3 separate regions of the Homo sapiens genome follow, and all the other regions are linked to region 3. The links are chromatin contacts, found by Hi-C or POLR2A ChIA-PET in ENCODE. All regions are on one chromosome and are shown on one strand. Each heading gives the region's core, a stretch centred on a gene start or an enhancer-like site at or near the end of the contact. The rest is flanking DNA. Distances are from core to core; before and after follow the strand shown. Region 1 has its middle 63 kb from the start of LINC02971. Region 2 has its middle 20 kb from the start of TARBP1. Region 3 has its middle 16 kb from the start of LINC02961.

Region 1 (2,768 bases), core at 51-2,550, 150 kb after region 3:
TTGGACATTTATAACAAACTTCCAGGGGATGCCCCTGCTGCTGGTTCCTGGGCCACATTTTGAGAAAACAGACTGTAAATAATCCCACTTTCATTTGTTTGTTTTCTGCCAAAACTTATTCTTCAACTAATCTTAAGAAAGGACATAGTTATAAATCTATATAAAGACTGCATACCCACAAGGGTGCTTAGGAGGGTGTCCACCCTTTCATTTAAGGGCCTTCTGTGTGCCAGGAACAGGGATTAAGGTGGACAACTGTCCTCGTCCTCGTGGAATCCACAGTCTACACAGGAGACAGTTAAAGGAGCAAGCCCAATGCAGGATGGGCAGTGTGGAGGCCAGGTGCCCTGGGGACTGACGGAAGACTTCCTGGAGGAAGTGACATTTGAGCTGGACAACTGGAAAGAGTGTATTGTGGGATCCCTGGCCCAGGACTCTCTAGCTGTTCCTACCAATGCCCGCCAGCCCTTCTCCGTCAGGCTTCCTGACTATTTTTGTCGTTTGTCATGGCCCACTTGGAAATAATATTTGTAGGAGATAAATGGGGGAGACAGCTCACAGCCAGAGGGCTAAGCAGATCACTACCCCAACACACACCCCTAACCACTGGGGCACCCGGTTGGGGGCTTCCACCCCAAGCCCACTCAGACATGCCTGTCCTAAGGAGCATATGGCAAGGGCCCCCACAGTACACGTGGAAAGTGCTTGATGATTTTCAAATCACTTTCACATAGGTTTTCTCATTTGAGTCTCACAACCAGGGCAGGCGTTATTGACCCCGTGTTATTGGTGGGGGGAAGAAATGAGCTGTGAAATGACTCAGCAGGGCCCATGGTGAGTCAGCACCAGGACTAGGCGGGCAGGCCTACAGAAGGACGTTCAGGCCTCAAAATAGGCTAAGCTGCATTGCCACAAATTTTTAAAAGAAGAAAAATGATGATGTGGAAGTACCACCCTTCCTGGGGGGAAAAAACAAAAAACAAACAAACAAACAAACAAACAAACAAACAAAACACTGTCTGTTTCTCTTAAATGCTCTAGACTCTTCCCACCTTCACATTTCAATGGTTGTCCATTGAAATCTATACATTGGCTGCTACTGCCCCTAAGATTCTGAGAACACCTGGCGAATCTCCTCCATGGTGAAAAGCTTGCCTTTCCTCAATACAGCAAAAGCCCTGTAAATGGAACAGTCCACAGTTCGGGAAGACTCAGTGACATAACCTAGAAATAGTTGACTCTAAGCAAGTGGAAGCAATTGCCGATTCAGGATACACACCAGACTTTTCCACAGCTGCGTCAACAATAGCTATAGGAAAGAAATCAAGACAGTACAGGAGGCTTTGGCCACAGATCCCAGGTACCTAAATCAGCCAAGCTTTGGAAGGAAGCCACTTCAAATGTTCATGTTCAAACAATGCTGCAATATTTCTTTGTTTCCACTGAGGTTTCCACTGAATAACAGCTGTCAACAACTCAGGAAGACGGTGGTTTGGTCCAAGTCTTTCTTCTTTGTAAGTGTTCTTTTATAAACATTATATTGCTCTTTTCAGCAAGGGCAATATAAAGGCATGTACAATTATTCCAGAGGGGCCACATATGTCCACATGTGTTCATGGCTTTATTTAGTGTCTGCATCTGAGAGGTGAAACAAAAGTCCAACATATTTTTAAAAAGTATTCTTAAATATATTGTTGAAGGAGGAGGTCATGGAAACACTTTCTCCTATCTGCTAGAAGGGTCCTCTGGTCTCAACAAAAGTTTCAATAGAAGAAATGGTGGTCAGCATGGGCTGCAGGAAGTGGGGAAGGGAAGTTGGCGTTTAGTGGGTTAGCATTCCATTTGGGAAAATGAGAACGTTCTGGAGATGGATGGTGGTGATGGTTGCAGAATAACATGGATGTACTCAGTGTTCCAGAACTATGCACTTAAAAATGGTGAAAATGGGCTGGGCACAGTGGCTCACACCTGTAATCCCAGCACTTTGGGAGGCCGAGGCATAGGCAGATCACTAGGTCAGGAGATCGAGACCATCCTGGCTAACATGGTGAAGCCCCTTCTCCACTAAAAATACAAGTAATTAGCCGGGCGTGGTGGCTGGTGCCTGTAGTCCCAGCTACTCGGGAGGCTGAAGCAGCAGAATGGCGTGAACCCGGGAGGTAGAGCTTGCAATGAGCCGAGATCACGCCACTGCACTCCAGCCTGGGTGACAGAGCGAGACTCCGTCTCAAGAAAGACAGACAGACAGACAGACAGACAGACAGAAAGAGGTCAATTTAACACTATGTATTTTTCACCATAATAAAAAGCATGCCCAAAACAAGTTTTGATAAAATTTTTAAAAACTATCATCATGCTGAAAAGAATCTAGGAGATTTTAAATGTTTATTATACTCTTCTGCTTCATGTTTAACAATAGCCCATGTGGGCTGGGCATGGTGGCTCATGCCTGTAATCCCAACAGTTTGGGAGGCTAAGATGGGAGGATCACTTGAGCCCAGGAATTTGAGAACAGCCTGGGCAATATAGTGAGACCTCATCTCTACAAAAAAAATAGTAAGAAAATTAGCCAAGTACAGTGGCCCATGCCTGCAGTCTTAGCTACTTGGAGGCTGAGGCAGGAGGATCAAGGCTGCGGTGAGCTATGATTGTGCCACTGCACTTCAACCTGGGAGAGAGTATGAGATCCTGTCTCTAAAAGGAAAAAACAAAGAAAAGGAATAGCCCATGTGACTTCACCTAATCATGAACTCTGCATTCAGAGTACC
Region 2 (3,028 bases), core at 462-2,961, 240 kb before region 3:
AAAATAACTCAAAGGCCGTGAAAGGTGCAGAGCCCCTATAGGATCAAAATTAGATAACCCTGAAGGGTGGGTGGGTGGGTTCTAGACCTTTTCCTATAAAGGGCTAGATTGTAAATGTTTTTGGTTTTGCAAGCCATATGGTTTTTGTACAGATACTCAACTGTCAGTGAACATGCAAGTAATCTTAGACAATATGTGAAGGGTGAATGCTGCTGTGTGCCAATAAACTTTATTTACAAACACAGGTGGCCAGCTGGATCTGGCTCACTGGTTGTAGTTTGCCAACCCTGCTCTAAACAATGCATAATTTTCCATTGAAGCATACATTTTACCCTACAGATGCAACAATAAGATGTTGTTACGGGCTGAATTGTGGCTCCCCAAAATTCCTTTGTTAAAGTCCTAACCCCTAGTACCTCTGAATGTAACTGTAGTTGGACATAGGGACATTAAAAGGGTGATTAAGGTAAAATGAGGTCATGTTGGTGGGTCCTAACCCAATATGACCGATGTCCTTATAAGAAGAGAAAATTAGGACTGGGCACAGTGGCTCATTCCTGTAATCTCAGCACTTTGGGAGGCTGAGGCAGAAGGATCACTTGAGCTCAGGAGTTTGAGACCAGCCTGGGCAACATAGTGAGACCCCCATCTCAAAAAAAAAAAAAAAAAAAAGAAGAAGGAGAAGAAGAAGAAACAATGAAGAAAAGAGAAGGCAACTAGGACACAGATAGGCACAGAGGGAAGACCATGTGGTAACACAGAGAGAAGACGACCATCTATAAGCCAAGGAGAGGGGCCTCAGAAGAAACCAACCCTGCCAACACATTGGCCTTGGATCTTCAGCATCCACAACCGTGAGGCAATATAATAGCCCTAGCAAACGAATGCAGATGTCTTCCAGTTTTAAAAAGACAGCTACATAATCTTGGGTCAAGTGAACAGGATGCTATTTTTCCTTAAAATTGTTTTATTAGATGCAATATTTGCAAGATACATTTCAAAGGTGGAGATAGGAGGAAGGTTTTGATGTCAAACAAGTTTAGAAACTATAGCAAACTGTAGTTCCTTCTTAGAAATCCACTACATTCTCAGTATGTGTCATGCTCCTGAGATATCCTGCAATCAGGTCTGTTTAACCTTTGCGTAACCCTGACTTTCCCAAACTTTGAATGCCTTTTCAAAAAGAGATACAATTCTGATTAATAACACCATCATTCTTGGAACACACTTTGGAAACACTAGTATGAACAAAATATGAGGCAAATATTCTAAGGATATAAAGATGCCTGTGGACTGAGCCTTGAGAACTGTGGGATTCACAAGGCTGGAAGGGAATACACGCGTTCCAGGTAGGGGCGAAGGGAAGACTCCTGTGGCCCGTCATGTGGCGTCATGATGTGGAAAGCAAGGCACAGAGGGGCCACACTGCCCAGAGCCGAGTGCTTATGTTGCTGTGTGATAGGAAGGCTGGTCCTGAAGGAAGGATCAGTGCCCCCTTGTCAAAGAGAACCTGAGGCTTTCAGTATCCAGTTGTAGAATAAGGAGTGGAATTCGGAACATCTGGCCCTCGGTGTCTTCCTTTGGGGGCCCTGGTGATCACTTCCAGCAGAACTTTATCGCCCGCAATGGGTTCCTTCTATGAGGTCTGTCAATGGGGTAAAAGCCCGGATGGTGCGCCCAATGTCAGCCCGAAGCCACCAGATGGCGCGCGGAACCCGCAATGCACGTGCGCCAGCCTCGCGTTTGTCCCCGCACTGGCCCCAGGCCTTGGGAAATGTGTCTTTCCCCAGCCTTTTTACACTTTAGGAAGCTCTTCTTTAGAGAAGCATGTGAAACACCCCCCTGCACAACTGTGCTCCTCCTGCCCTTCCCCTCCTGGGGACACATCAGCAGCCCTTCCCTGGTTTGAAGAGTTTCCAAGCCGAGGAGTCTCTTGCATGTTTGTTCTACTGGAACTCGAAGCAGGAAGCACTGAGCTTCCATTTTGTAACCCACGATCCTGGTGAAGACAATCGTTAGGGAAAAAACATCTTAAGGATTGTGTGTTAGGGCAACCTCATTTCTGGCGTGAAAACAAGCCCCGCAAACACCCTGTTGTTACTCTGGTGTTCTGACTGCAAACACGGGGGGATGTAAGATTTTTACCTAATCCCAAACCTCGGCCCTGAAGAGTTAATGATGTTACTCATGCCACTGGGGCACAAAAGAAAGACTTGCATGTTCGGGTGGTTATGGCTTGCCCAGAGCGGTGGAATGAGCCATAAGGCTGAAGGCCAAGGGACTCGGGCCACCCATGCAGTGAAATAATCCCCCAGAAATGCGGTGCCGGGAGTGGAAATGAAAGTAAAGAGAACAGTCATTCCAGGGCATTGGCTAAACCTGACTAAACCTGACTGATCATCAAGCCTAAAGTTCTCTCGACTCCCAAAACTGCAAATCTCAGATTTTGGGAGGTACTGCGTAGAAACCAGGAAATGACAGAAATCAAGCAGTTGGAACACTGTTCTTGTCCAACTCTGGGTCTTAAGCTCTGTTCTCATTTTCAGTTCCAAAAGCAATGAATAATTAATAAGGTAGTTTTTGAATGGAAAGCACATTTCAATGGATGAGTGATGATTTCCGAAGGGCCTCTGACAGTTTCTGTTTATTTCCTTCCTTCTTTCTCTTTTTGAAATAAAACCGTGGAAGTGAAGACTGAAGCAATATTCAAATATACAACAGCCTGCATGTTTGACCCATCAGAAACTTGCACCAATAATGAAAAGCAGGATCTAATATCTACCTTGGCACCTGCTGTATGCCTCACACTCTGTTCCGTGTTTTTATGGAAGTGATGTCTCATTTAATCCTCACAGTCATGGCTTGGTAGTTGGCACTGGCCCAGGTTTTTAGATGAGGACTCTAGGCTCCTATGAGGTTAAGCAGCTCACCCAAAGTCACACAACTAGTAAACTTGAGAACTAGGAATTGGAACTAGGTATATCTGATTTCAAAGCCTCAGTTCCTCTTCCTTTGCCCATGCATTTCA
Region 3 (3,122 bases), core at 404-2,903:
TGGATCTCGCCTGTAATCCCAGCACTTTGGGAGGCCGATGCAGGCGGATCATGAGGTCAGAAGATCGACACCATCGTGGCTAACACGGTGAAACCCCGTCTCTACTAAAAATAACAAAAAATTAGCCAGGCGTAGTGACGGGCGCCTATAGTCCCAGCCACTCGGGAGGCTGAGGCAGGCGAATGGCGTGAACCGGGAGGCGGAGCTTGCAGTGAGCCAAGATCAGGCCACTGCACTCCAGCCTGGGCAACAGAACGGAGCGAGACTCAGTCTCAAAAAAAAAAAAAAAAAAAGAAGGAATGGGCAGTAGAATTGTTTTTCTGTAATACCTGCTCATACCAAATTTACTTTTAAGTGTCAGCAAATTTCTTGGCTAATTATCACAAGTCTCAGAAAAACGACGTGGCTATATTTCAATAATTGGAGCAAGAATTTTAGGTAGGTCACCGCCCGCAGCCCGTCCTCTCTGAGCCCAAGCCACCCCGTGCACTTCCGTTTAGTATGTCTACTTTGAGATGCATGGAAATGAAACCCGTCAATTCAGATCTTGGGAGATCTCCAGCCAGGGATGTGAGGTGTCAAGTATGAAATAATCACAAAGACGTTGGAAATAAGCTTCACCACCTCATTCTGAGCCAAGTTCAGAAAGTTCATCTAAAATGCCAAGAATGATGCCGGAAGACCCTGGAAGAGCTGAGACTTGAATGCAACAAACAAGATTTTGAGTCTTGTTGGAGAAAACGGGGTGCCTTCTCATAAAACCTGCGCAGACACCTCAACGCTCTGACCTGCTTCTCTCTCTTGCTAGGGCTCGTGACTCTGTTTATAAAACATCTCTGACTCTGATGGTTAAATGCTGGAGTCTGTGTGCATGGAATTAAACTAAGACAGCCCGGGCACTCGTGGGCACTAGCAATCTTTTTTGGATGAAGAGTAGCAAGGAACCATTCCCTATTCCTTCATCTCGGCTCTGTCACATACCATGTCATCGTTGTGGCTCCAACTCTACGGCCAAGCGACAGTCTCTGTCACCGTAATCAGGCTTAGGACATGGACAGGGGCTCTCACAGGCTCTTAAAGAACCAGGAAGGGTACTGGGTGTCCGATCACACACACACACACACACACACACACACTCTACTTGTGTATCAGATGTCCACTGACATTGGCCACATTACTGCTAGATTTGTGAACCAATTAAAAGCTGTTCCATTTGATAAACATTACATGTATATGCATTCTATACTGCAGTAATAATTATCTCTTTGCATATCTGTTTCCTCACAAGAGCTTGAGTCCCGTCAAGACAAGGATAAGCCCTTCCACTATAGAGCCACAGCAGGAAGCCCTCAGCCTGGTACACAGTGGGCATCCAATAAACCTGAATGGACAGAATGAGGAAACTGAGACACAGCTCTTGTGTTCAGGGCCAGTCTGAGACCAAATCTGGAAACAAACTCGGAATTTCCAATTCCAGGCTAAGTGCTTTTGCCAGAGGGAAGATGAAAGCGTATGTTTCAAGCTCTGCAAGATCCACAGAGAATTTTTTCTAAGCTCCTCTCTAAGAAGGCGCCAAGGAGCTCGATGTCTTTTTCCCCTGGACCCAAGCTTTTATGCCTCTGCCCAGTGGATGCGGCTTCTCCGCCGCAAGGAGTGCAGCTCCCTCCTCATCCGTTGGGAACATAACAGCCGAAGCTGCTCCCCCACAAGCTGCAGGATAAATGTCAAGTGAGGAGGGAATGCTGCTGCCTGGGTAGACTGCATTCTACTCATTCTGCTGAGGGTCATGCTTTGAAAATATCTCTAATTTTGTTTTCATAGCTTGTTAACCTTTTCCTTCCCAAAACAATACCCATGTTTGTTTTGGCACCACTCGCGTCCTGCATACTGAGGACGGGTCTGAGTTGGATGCACAAAAGCATTTTTCCCTTAATCTCATTACAAGGGCTCCTCAGTCTTTAATTCTTCCCAGGGCTCACTTGCTGTGAAGTGATTTCCTCTTGGAATCCGTTTCTCTTTGTGAAGCTGGGAGAGCAAGTCTGTTTGGTTTTGTAGGGATGTGGGGAAGGAAAGCAAAGACAAAGGCAAAAACAAGTGGTGCTGGGGTGCCCTGGAAGTTCCTAAGAGCAAATGGACCCACTCTGAAATGTCTGCAGCTGAGACCAGTGATACTCGAATTCCAGTTTGAATGAGGATCACGCGCTGAGGTCACGTACTTACTGCTGTCTCCTGTCTACCTGAGGTTTACAAAATGTGTGAATAAAGGCGCCAGTGCTTTGACAGCTGGTCTTGCTCATGCGTTTAGAGAGCATCTTATTTCATCCTTTTTGCCCCTCGAATGTTGCGCATCTGACAGTTTGACCACCCTGCCTGGACTCTTACATGCATGTGGCATTTCTTTTTCTTTCTTTTTCTTTTTCTTTTTTTTTTTTTTTGAGACAGAGTCTCGCTCTGTCACCCAGGCTGGAGTGCAGTGGTGCGTCTCGGCTCACTGAAAGCTCCACCTCCCGGGTTCAAGCGATTCTCCTGCCTCAGCCTCCCGAGTAGCTGGGACTACAGGCTTATGCCACCACACCCGGCTAATTTTTTGTATTTTTTTTAGTAGAGACAGGGTTTCACCGTGTTAGCCAGGATGATCTTGATCTCCTGACCTCTTGATCCTCCTGCCTCGGCCTCCCAAAATGCTGGGATTACAGGCGTGAGCCACCACGCCTGGCCTGCATGTGGCACTTCTAACATGTTCCTCCTAAGCGTTGTGGACAAATCCATACTGAGTTTTTATTCTCATGGATTCATGTTTATTCTCAATACTTGAGGAAATTGTAAGTTTAACCAGCTTTCTGTTAATTTTACTATCCTTTCTCATGAAAAGATTTCTTTTCCCATCTGAATTGTTTCCTAGATTGTATCTGCAAATACAAAACTACAATGAGGGACAGAGGATTCTGGAAAATGAATGGGGATGCTGGGGGAAACTAACAACACCAGCGACAAAACCAAGCCACTGGAGCCTGAACCAGCCAGGTGCCTGAGGAAAAGGGGAGGGAAGGTTTTCTCTCCCGCGTATTGTATTCCTGTTGTATATTGTACATGTAATGCATGCTAGCTGCCATTTAGAATGG

The links. Hi-C counts contacts between places; a loop is a spot of excess contacts on that map. ChIA-PET counts read pairs that join two places held with the same protein, here RNA polymerase II (POLR2A). Pooled maps may share reads with other maps.
Region 1: a map of endothelial cell of umbilical vein shows a loop between it and region 3 (6-fold over the local background). The contact joins two enhancer-like sites. A Hi-C loop is called at or near these places in 1 of 168 maps with a recorded cell type or tissue (endothelial cell of umbilical vein), 6 of 37 single-sample maps with no recorded cell type and 7 of 50 pooled maps. POLR2A ChIA-PET finds 5 or more read pairs at or near these places in 2 of 52 experiments (activated B cell and activated CD4-positive, alpha-beta T cell).
Region 2: a loop to region 3 is called in a map of endothelial cell of umbilical vein, with 5 times the contacts of the local background. The contact joins two enhancer-like sites. A Hi-C loop is called at or near these places in 9 of 168 maps with a recorded cell type or tissue (GM12878, K562, astrocyte of the cerebellum and 5 more), 14 of 37 single-sample maps with no recorded cell type and 14 of 50 pooled maps. POLR2A ChIA-PET finds 5 or more read pairs at or near these places in 5 of 52 experiments (BJ, OCI-LY7, RWPE1 and 2 more).

Annotation. Positions count from the first base shown.
Region 1 is chr1:234,893,136-234,895,903 of GRCh38, forward strand. No RefSeq gene overlaps it. Among named protein-coding and RNA genes, the nearest start is that of LINC02971, 63 kb to the right of the region's middle. Within about 2 kb of position 1,301, at least 4 of the 41 ENCODE cell types and tissues checked have a DNase peak (open chromatin) inside an H3K27ac peak, as active enhancers do.
Region 2 is chr1:234,497,545-234,500,572 of GRCh38, forward strand. No RefSeq gene overlaps it. Among named protein-coding and RNA genes, the nearest start is that of TARBP1, 20 kb to the left of the region's middle. RefSeq lists enhancers at 1,579-1,873, 1,868-1,917, 1,958-2,007, 2,418-2,507. Within about 2 kb of position 1,712, at least 35 of the 41 ENCODE cell types and tissues checked have a DNase peak (open chromatin) inside an H3K27ac peak, as active enhancers do; they include ovary, where a contact is called at or near this core.
Region 3 is chr1:234,742,293-234,745,414 of GRCh38, forward strand. No RefSeq gene overlaps it. Among named protein-coding and RNA genes, the nearest start is that of LINC02961, 16 kb to the right of the region's middle. Within about 2 kb of position 1,654, at least 6 of the 41 ENCODE cell types and tissues checked have a DNase peak (open chromatin) inside an H3K27ac peak, as active enhancers do; they include ovary, where a contact is called at or near this core.